2 separate regions of the Homo sapiens genome follow, and region 1 is linked to region 2. The links are chromatin contacts, found by Hi-C or POLR2A ChIA-PET in ENCODE. All regions are on one chromosome and are shown on one strand. Each heading gives the region's core, a stretch centred on a gene start or an enhancer-like site at or near the end of the contact. The rest is flanking DNA. Distances are from core to core; before and after follow the strand shown. Region 1 has its middle 62 kb from the start of LIMCH1. Region 2 has its middle 110 kb from the start of UCHL1.

The links. Hi-C counts contacts between places; a loop is a spot of excess contacts on that map. ChIA-PET counts read pairs that join two places held with the same protein, here RNA polymerase II (POLR2A).
Region 1: a map of MCF 10A shows a loop between it and region 2 (2.8-fold over the local background). The contact joins two enhancer-like sites. A Hi-C loop is called at or near these places in 2 of 168 maps with a recorded cell type or tissue (MCF 10A and upper lobe of right lung). POLR2A ChIA-PET finds 5 or more read pairs at or near these places in 1 of 52 experiments (PC-9).

What each region holds. Positions count from the first base shown.
Region 1 is chr4:41,474,254-41,478,501 of GRCh38, reverse strand. It overlaps a transcript of LIMCH1 not described here. Among named protein-coding and RNA genes, the nearest start is that of LIMCH1, 62 kb to the left of the region's middle. Within about 2 kb of position 2,946, at least 2 of the 41 ENCODE cell types and tissues checked have a DNase peak (open chromatin) inside an H3K27ac peak, as active enhancers do.
Region 2 is chr4:41,364,466-41,368,755 of GRCh38, reverse strand. It overlaps a transcript of LIMCH1 not described here. Among named protein-coding and RNA genes, the nearest start is that of UCHL1, 110 kb to the right of the region's middle. Within about 2 kb of position 2,900, at least 2 of the 41 ENCODE cell types and tissues checked have a DNase peak (open chromatin) inside an H3K27ac peak, as active enhancers do.

The DNA.
Region 1 (4,248 bases), core at 1,697-4,196, 110 kb before region 2:
AGGAAACTAATAGAATTCACCCAAACAAGTTATTAGATTACCAAATGAAAATAAAACATGGTGAAATGCTCAGCATAAAGACAGAATGATCACAGTTCAATCAGCCTATCCTTTAAAAGGGCTTGACTTGGGCAACACAACTATAAAGAAAAGCAAGGAAGTGATCAACGGAAAATGAGAAGAGGATTTTAGGAAGGAGGGAAGGAGTGATCATTGAGGGATAGCAACAAATGTGCTTCCAGGGTGGTAAAATACTAATTTTTGATTTGAGTAGTCATTACAAGACTGTTCACCTTCAATAATTAGCTAAGCTATGTATTTGTTTCATGTAATTCTCTGTACTTGTGTTACATTTTATAATGAAATAGGTTTTACAGGGAACTGGAAAAATGTAGCTTAACTTGCACAGTAGCTCAACTCCCTTGTTTTTCCCTCTTATAAGAAACAAAGGTATTTTTTTCCACTTAGTTGTACTCAGAAAACACTGTGGCGAGAAATGCTACTTTTAAGAGCTGTTTAGTTCAAATATTACAGAAATACATCTTCATCTACTAATATTCCTCAAGTCCACCATTAAGGTGGTAGCTGTGATCCCCACATGCCTACTTCATGGTATATTTTTAAATGAACACTTAAATCCTGGACAAAGGAACATATATACTGTTTGGTTTTAGGAGGAAAACCCATCATCTTCTAAGAGTTTGTTATTTGAATGGCTCTCAGTGGCACCTGGGGCTGGGACTGACCGCAGTGCCCCTCACCCCTATCCTCTATCAATGGTCCTTTTGTTTGAATCACATAGTTGTGTAGCAACGCCTAGTCAGGATTGGCAAAAACCAAAAGTCAAGACAACTGTGTTCTAGCCACAGTTTTGCTAATAACCAAGGGCTTTCAGCAAATTGCTTCATTTTCTAAGATTACTCTGCACGAAACTACAGGCTCTTCTGAACCCTCTTCTACTCTAGCTTGTCACCTCAAAATAATGATGATGATAATAACAGCATCTTTTATTGAATCTTCATCAACTCGTTTACTCCTCAGCACCCGGTGTGGTAGTCAGAGCTACCACAGCTGCTTACACAGGTTGTCATGGTGGGGGGAACACCCAGCCTGAGCTCTCTTTGCTAAACCACGCAAACTCCTCTGAAGGAAGAGTCCTGTTTTCCTAATTCACATAAAGCTACTGTCTGTACCCAAGCCCATAGAGTCCACCCTGGGGAGCTGCCTTTTCTAATTTACACAAAAGTGCTCAGTGGGCTATCAGGAGCCTGGATATAAGCATTATTATTATCCCTGGTCTCCAGATGAAGAAACAAAAGTACAGACCATTAAGTAATTTGCCCAATTTCCTATAGCTAGCAGGTGGCAGACCCAGGATTCTAAGCTGGGCAGTCTGGCTCCTGACCTGCCCTCCTAGCCAGTGTGCCATGTTGTCTAAATATGTTGCTGATTTCCCCCTATTATCAGTTGAGTTGCAAAGAAAGATCAGACTTCCACTGCCTATGACACCTTCTGCTCTCTTCAATGCGCCTTTTCCTCAAAATGTGTAATAAGAAAATAAACCCCCAAATCCAGAAAAACATCAACACATCTGTGCATTTATTGTCAATTCACTCAACACCAAAGGGGTGAAATAATAACAATCTTTGTCAGGTCCCTGGATTTTTATCTTTGTTTTTAAAAAATCATCACAAGTACCCAAAGAATCCAGCTTGAAATAATCCTATATACAACTCAGTCCCCTATGGAATGAAAATACATATCCATTAAGGGAGGGTGGAGGGGAACAGAAGGAAGGAAGACAAGATGCCTCATTTAATACCATCAGGCATTTTTGGAACAAAATATTTCCCTACTTATCTTCCTTTGGTTCCTTAGACTTATAAATAATGTATTATGGCAGGAAATCTGTTCTTTTGGCTGGTTTGTGATACAGACAGCAGGTGGTAACCCAGCCCACTAAAATGCCATTCATCACTGAGCATTGCTGATGCAGAGTGTGGTGTTGCCCCGCCAGAGGCAGCAGCAGCCATCTTGGCCTGCACAGGAGTGAACCTTGCTCAGGCTCTGTATTTGGCTCTCCTTACCTCCACCTCCACGAACAACGCCCACAGCAATGAAGAACAAGTGCTGTCTCCAGGGTATTACCAAGAACTCTAAGGAAACAATGCAAAACTGGACTATCCTCTTGAAATTACAGGAAAAAAAGCAAGGTTATTCTTTATGAAACTAATAGGTGAGAATCATGTTTAACCAACCAACCAACAAACAATGGGACCTTGTGGCCACACATCAGCTTAAACACCATTAACCAAAAGACTGGGGAAATGAAGAAAGGAATAAAGATATAAAAGGCAATTGTGAGGGCCAGGTGTGAGAGCTCATGTCTGGAATCCCAGCACTTTGAAAGGCTGAGGCAGGAGGATCACTTGAGCCCAGGAGTTCAAGGTTACAGTGAGCTATAATCATGCCACTGCCCTCCAGCCTGGGCGACAGAGCAAGACCTTGTCTCTAAAAATAAATAAATAAGAGGCAATTGTGTTATTGTTAAAACACTCACTGTGTTCTAAAAGGTCCTTGATTGTATTTTTAAAAATCTTTTTAATGTCTTTTTTTGTATTATTTTACTTTAAGTTCTGGGATACATGTGCTGAATGTGCAGGTTTGTTACATAGGTATACACGTGCCATGGTGGTTTGCTGCACCTATCAACCAGTCATCTAGTTTTTAAGCTCCGCATGCACTAGGTATTTGTCCTAATGCTCTCCCTCCCCTTGCCCCCCACCCTCCAACAGGCCCCAGGGTGTGATGTTCCCCTCCCTGTGTCCATGTGTCCTCACTGTTCAACTCCCACATTCTTTATAATCAAGTCATCCTGAGAAATGACCTAGGACTAAGGGTGTTCTAAAATGTTTGTTTAACAACCAGTTCTCATGGGAATAGGGAGATTCCTAATGTACAGCATTTGCCAGCTTCTGTGGTTTCAACATTCCCACCTTAGCTGAATTCATGCTCAACCTGATATCACTGAATGCAAAGTGGGGAAGAAACAGACACAATCCCTTCTCCCCAGTCATATGAACTGGCTCCAGACCCCTACTGCAAACTCACAGTCTGTATGACATACATTATAGGACTAAGAGTTAATCCAATTGCAGTGCTCCAACTGTATTATAATTTCTGAATATTCATGAAATTGGAGAATTTTATCAAATAATGATTGAAAACAAAGCATGTAACTATATAAACATTCAGATACTTCTAAACTTGCATATACTCTTATTTATAAACAGTCAACATCTTATAGAAAGACACAAGTACTTGAATAATGTAAACTAGCGTCCTTTCAGATGGCTGTTTCTGATTTCCTGGATACAGGTAGGCAATAGAAAACAAAAGCAAAGGTCTCCACTAAACTCCTGAAAATTGTCTCTTGGTGCCTGGTTTATTTCATTTAGCACAATGTCCTCTAGGTTCGCTCATATTGTCCAAATGACAGAATTTCCTGGCTTTTTTTTTTAAGGCTGAATAATACTCCTTTGTGTATATATACCACATTTTAATCTGTTGTGAACACTCTGTTGTTTCCATATCTTGGCTATGGTGAATAGTGCTGCAGTCAACACGGGAACACAGACATCTCTTCGACACACTGATTTCAATTCCTTTGGGTATATGCCCATTGGTGGGATGCTGGAGCATATGATAATTTTATTTTTTAGTTGTTTGAGGAACCTCCCTATTGTTTTCCAAAATGGCTATACTAATTTACAATACCACCAACAGTGTATGAGGGTTCCCGTTCTCCAGATCCTCACCAATGTTTGTTATCTATTGTCTTTTTGATAATAGCCAATCTAACAGGTGTGAGGTGATATCTCATTGTGGTTTTATTTTGCATTTTTCTAGTGATTAGAGGTGTTGAGCATATTTTCATATATCTGTTGGCCATTTGTGTGTCTTCTTTTGAGAATAGTCTATCCAGGTCCTTTGCCCATTTTTATTTTTATTTTGAGACACAGAGTCTCACTCTGTCGCCCAGGCTGGACAGCAGTGGTGCGATCTTGGCTCACTGCAACCTCCACCTCCTGGGTTCAAGCGATTCTGCTGCCTCAGCCTACTGAGTAGCTGGGACTACAGGTGCCTGCCACCACACCCAGCTAATTTTTGTATTTTTAGTAGAGACAGGGTTTCACCACATTGGCCAGGCTGGTCTTGAACTCCTGCCCTTGTGATCCACCTGCCTCA
Region 2 (4,290 bases), core at 1,651-4,150:
GAACTTCCGAGGCAGGTACCTTCACCCCCTGCCCTACCACCAACACATATCTACCTTCAATAGACCTAGAGAAATTTAAGAGTGTTTCTACCCTACCTTGTTTCAAAACACAATCATAATAAAAGTATGTGTAGCATCCAACGCAAGCCCTTTTCTCAATAAATCATCATCAATCAAATTCTCCTGCTTAGAATTCTTCCGTGGTCTTAGCTTAAATCTTATTTTCACTAAGAATCCTTGTCTTTTTAAAGAGTGCTTTTCTCTTAATCCCCCCTGCCCCATTCTTTGTCTTCATAGTATGTATTCCAAATCGTAATTATATATGTATTGTTTAATCTCTCTGTCCCCCTGCCACATTGTATATTTCATGAGGGCAGGAAGTATGTTTATTTTGTTCATTACCTAACACCATGCCTAACACTATGCTGCACATTGTTGGAGCTCAGTAAACACTTTTCAGGAAATAATTTTTGAAAGCACACTTTCACACATTAAAATATTAATGCTTATTTTTGCCACTGTTTATACTGAAGCAAACTTACAAATGAGTGATAGCCAAGTCTCCCAAATAATTATTTTCATATTTTAACAATTTGACTGAGCTTATTGTCGCTTTCATTCCATTTCAATTGGAATAAGATATTCAATTAAAATAAAATAATTGTTCAAAATATTTTTTAAACACTTCTGAGGGGAGAAAAAGATAGCTATGTACTCATTGCAATAAATATAACTTCAGTTCCTCACTTGGTGCAGACCCATTTGGTGAACATACTTGGCAAAAAAATAAGGCTGAGGAATTTTTTTTAACAGTTTTCAGTCATGGAAATGAAAAAGCTACAAGTCCTTCTGTTCTTGACCTTGATTTCTTTTTTTTTTTTTTTTTTTTATGATGGAGTCTCGCACTGCCGCCCAGGCTGGAGTGCAGTGGCGCGATTTTGGCTCACTGCAAGTTCCGCCTCCCAGGTTCACACCATTCTCCTGTTTCAGCGTTCCGAGTAGCTGGGACTACAGGTGCCTGCCACCACGCCCGGATGATTTTTCTTTCCTTTTTTTTTTTTTTTTTTTTTTGGATTTTTAGTAGAGACAGGGTTTCACTGTGTTAGCCAGAATGGTCTGGATCTCCAAACCTCATGATCCACCAGCCTTGGCCTCCCATAGTGCTGGGATTACAGGCGTGAGCCACCGCACCTAGCCGACCTTGATTTTAAAAGCAAGTGCAGGTGTATTCCTCCATGGCCTCCTAATGGGCTATCTAGGGGTGAATGGGTGGGGCAGTCCCTAACTTACACTGACCAGGAGGCCAAGCTGCAGCCTCCAACAGCCACACTAGAGTAACTCTCACAGGCAAAATGCAGGACAGTGGAAACATGGAGCTTTCCCAACCTAACCAATATTTTATTCTTAAGGTCTCAGCATAGAGCACAGTTTTGCTGACAGTGGGAAAAGGTATCAGCCAAGTTATTTCTTAGGTGCATTTTATATGACTATATCATCTGTCCTTTTCCTGATGCCAAAGGTAATTCCCTGAGATACACTAGCCATCCTGATATGGTTTGGCTCTGTGTCCCCACCCAAATCTCATCTCAAGTTGTAATCCCCACATGTCAGGACAGGGAGCCTGCAGGGAGATGACTGGATCACGGGGGCGGTTACCCCATGCTGTTCTCATGATGGTGAGTGAGTTCTCATGAGAGCTAATGGTTTTAAAAGCATTTGGCAGTTCCCTCTTCGCTTGCTCTCTCTCTCCTGCCACCATATGAGACCTGTCTTGCTTCCCCTTTGCCTTCCATCATAATTATAAGTTTCTTGAGGCCTCCCCAGCCACGTGGAACTGTAAGTCAGTTAAACCTCCTTTCTTTATAAATTACCCAGTCTCAGGTCGTATCTTTATGGCAGTATGTAAATGAACTAATACACATCCCATCAGGGTTAGATGCATGGGCATCTCTTTGGAAGTGTTGTTTTCAATATTGCAAACATGGAATTTTATCACAGCAGAACTGAATTCCACGGCATCATTCCTCCTTGAAATATAACATCTTATGTCCAGACAGAAGTCTTTCCAATATTCTATCATTTTTTTAAGAACTATTTTTCCCCTATATTATCTTTAGCCCTCTAGTTTAGGCTATTTTTATATTTCTCAATCACTTAAAACCAAAGTTCTATTATCCCTTCCTTTCCTGATTTAATAGCACTGAAGTCATCCTTTTATCTACCCTACCCTTCCTCCAAAAAAGATCATATCTGATACCTTTCTTCTGCCTCAGATGTAAACACACACACATCCTAAGGAACATATGAGGTGTTCTATTATAAAATTGTATTGTACTTTTTAAAAAATCTCAGAACAGTGAACTGGGCTTAAAAGGAAAACCTAATTCCAGTAAGAACAGTTTGGTCAAAAATCAACCAGTGTTAACTGATTCTGTCCTGAATCATGAAAATCAAGGCCAAAATACAAAATACAAAATGTATTTTGCGCCACTTCGAGGGGCCAACTGTACATAGACTTTAGCAGGCACATAATAAGCACCCAATAAATAGTACCTTTTATCATCAGCAACATCAGCATCATTAACATAATTTTTATCATCATGTTATCCCCCAACTATGATGCTTTTAAGCTTCAGAATGGTCTAAAGCAAAAAGAGAAGCTGCCAGGCCAATTTCTAGTACTCCTAGAGCTGCCTAGTCCCACCTAGCACTGACTGCCACTCACAGAATCAAGGCCAACTGTCTACATCATGGCTCTATTGTCATCCATCAGCAGAGAGCTGGAGGCCAAGAGACCCAGTGGCTGAGAACACATGCTCAGCCTTCCCTTTCTTGGTAGCCAGTGCTCAGTCTGCCCTTTGGAGCTCGCCTGATGCAACTGGTTTCCAGGGAGATGCCGGGGCAAGAAGTGCCAGCTCCACCTCCCATTCCGCATCCCCTTTCCCCAAATCTGTGGGACCTCACTGTTTTCCTACCATGTGACAGCATTGTGTCATAGCTGCTCTTGTATACAAACAAGCTAGACTATTTAAATGTCATTGTGAGAAAGATGCCGCCTGCTCTCATTTACATATCTATTCAGACCACTACTCCTTCCTTGATCTAGCCAGAAAAGTTTTTTCTTCCTCTTCCTTGGCAACTTATGCAAAGCTGGAGGACCATCTGCAAAGTTAACTACCTGTTGGGATAAAAAGATGTTAAGAATCTAGTCCCTACAGAGGTGGAGAATTAGAATGACTACATGTATAACTTATGGTATTACATCACAAAAGTCATATGTTACTGGCCATTAAATGCTAAATTATCTCAAAAGCTATTCATAAATTTTCCCTACTGCCAAACAACACAAGCATCTTTTGGTCTTGGAGAGCTATGATACCCTCAGTGTTTTTAATCTTCAGAATTAGGTCCCAGCTGAATAAGAAAACAATTCTATGTGGGCAGCAGGGAATGAACCAAAATGAGAAACTGATCCCTTCCAGCACTAGTTCTCACTCTTGTGAAGTATGGATTAGGTCACAAATAAGATTGTATTCATCACCAAGCCCCATGGGCACACTCTGATTGAAGGTAAAGGAGTCCAGGAACTTCTCAAGTTGAGAAATAAGGCTGAGTTGGGTTGAAATTTCCAGTCCCTCCCTAAAGGCCTGGGAACCTGTTCCAAATCATAACCGAAACCAAGTCGAAGGACATCTGTTTCTTCAGAAAGTGTTTGGCACTGAAAAGAAGAACCACAGATTAGAACAGATAAATATTGTTGTGGGTGGTGAGGCCAAGAGAAGCGGGGAATCAGGAAAATCAGAGTCATCTAACCTACTAATAAACTCTTGTAACTCAATAAATACCACCAAAAAAAAAGAAGGAAATAATAAAAGGGAGGAAGAGGGAAAGAAAATCAATGGAAGAATTCTTCTTATTCCTAGCAGGAGTTGACACAACCTCAGTGAATAAAATTCTGCTGCATTTAGATGAATATTTGGACCCATTATTTGTATAATGATTTAATATTAGATCATCTACAAGAACAAGAGGAGAGGCATTGAGCATTCTGCTTGGAGTTTGGTAACAAAGATTATACATTAAACTTACATATTCAGCATAATATTGAAGAATAATTTTCTAAGCTTTGATGGACTACCAAGATCACTTTATGAGTAGATATTAAAGGTTTTTCTCTGATCCCCAAGTCACTTTTAGTGCAAATTAGAGTGACATGTAGCATCTAGTTAACTTCGACTCCAGGTATCCAGAGTTAACAGAGTGAGATAATAGGATGAAATCAGTAGGCAA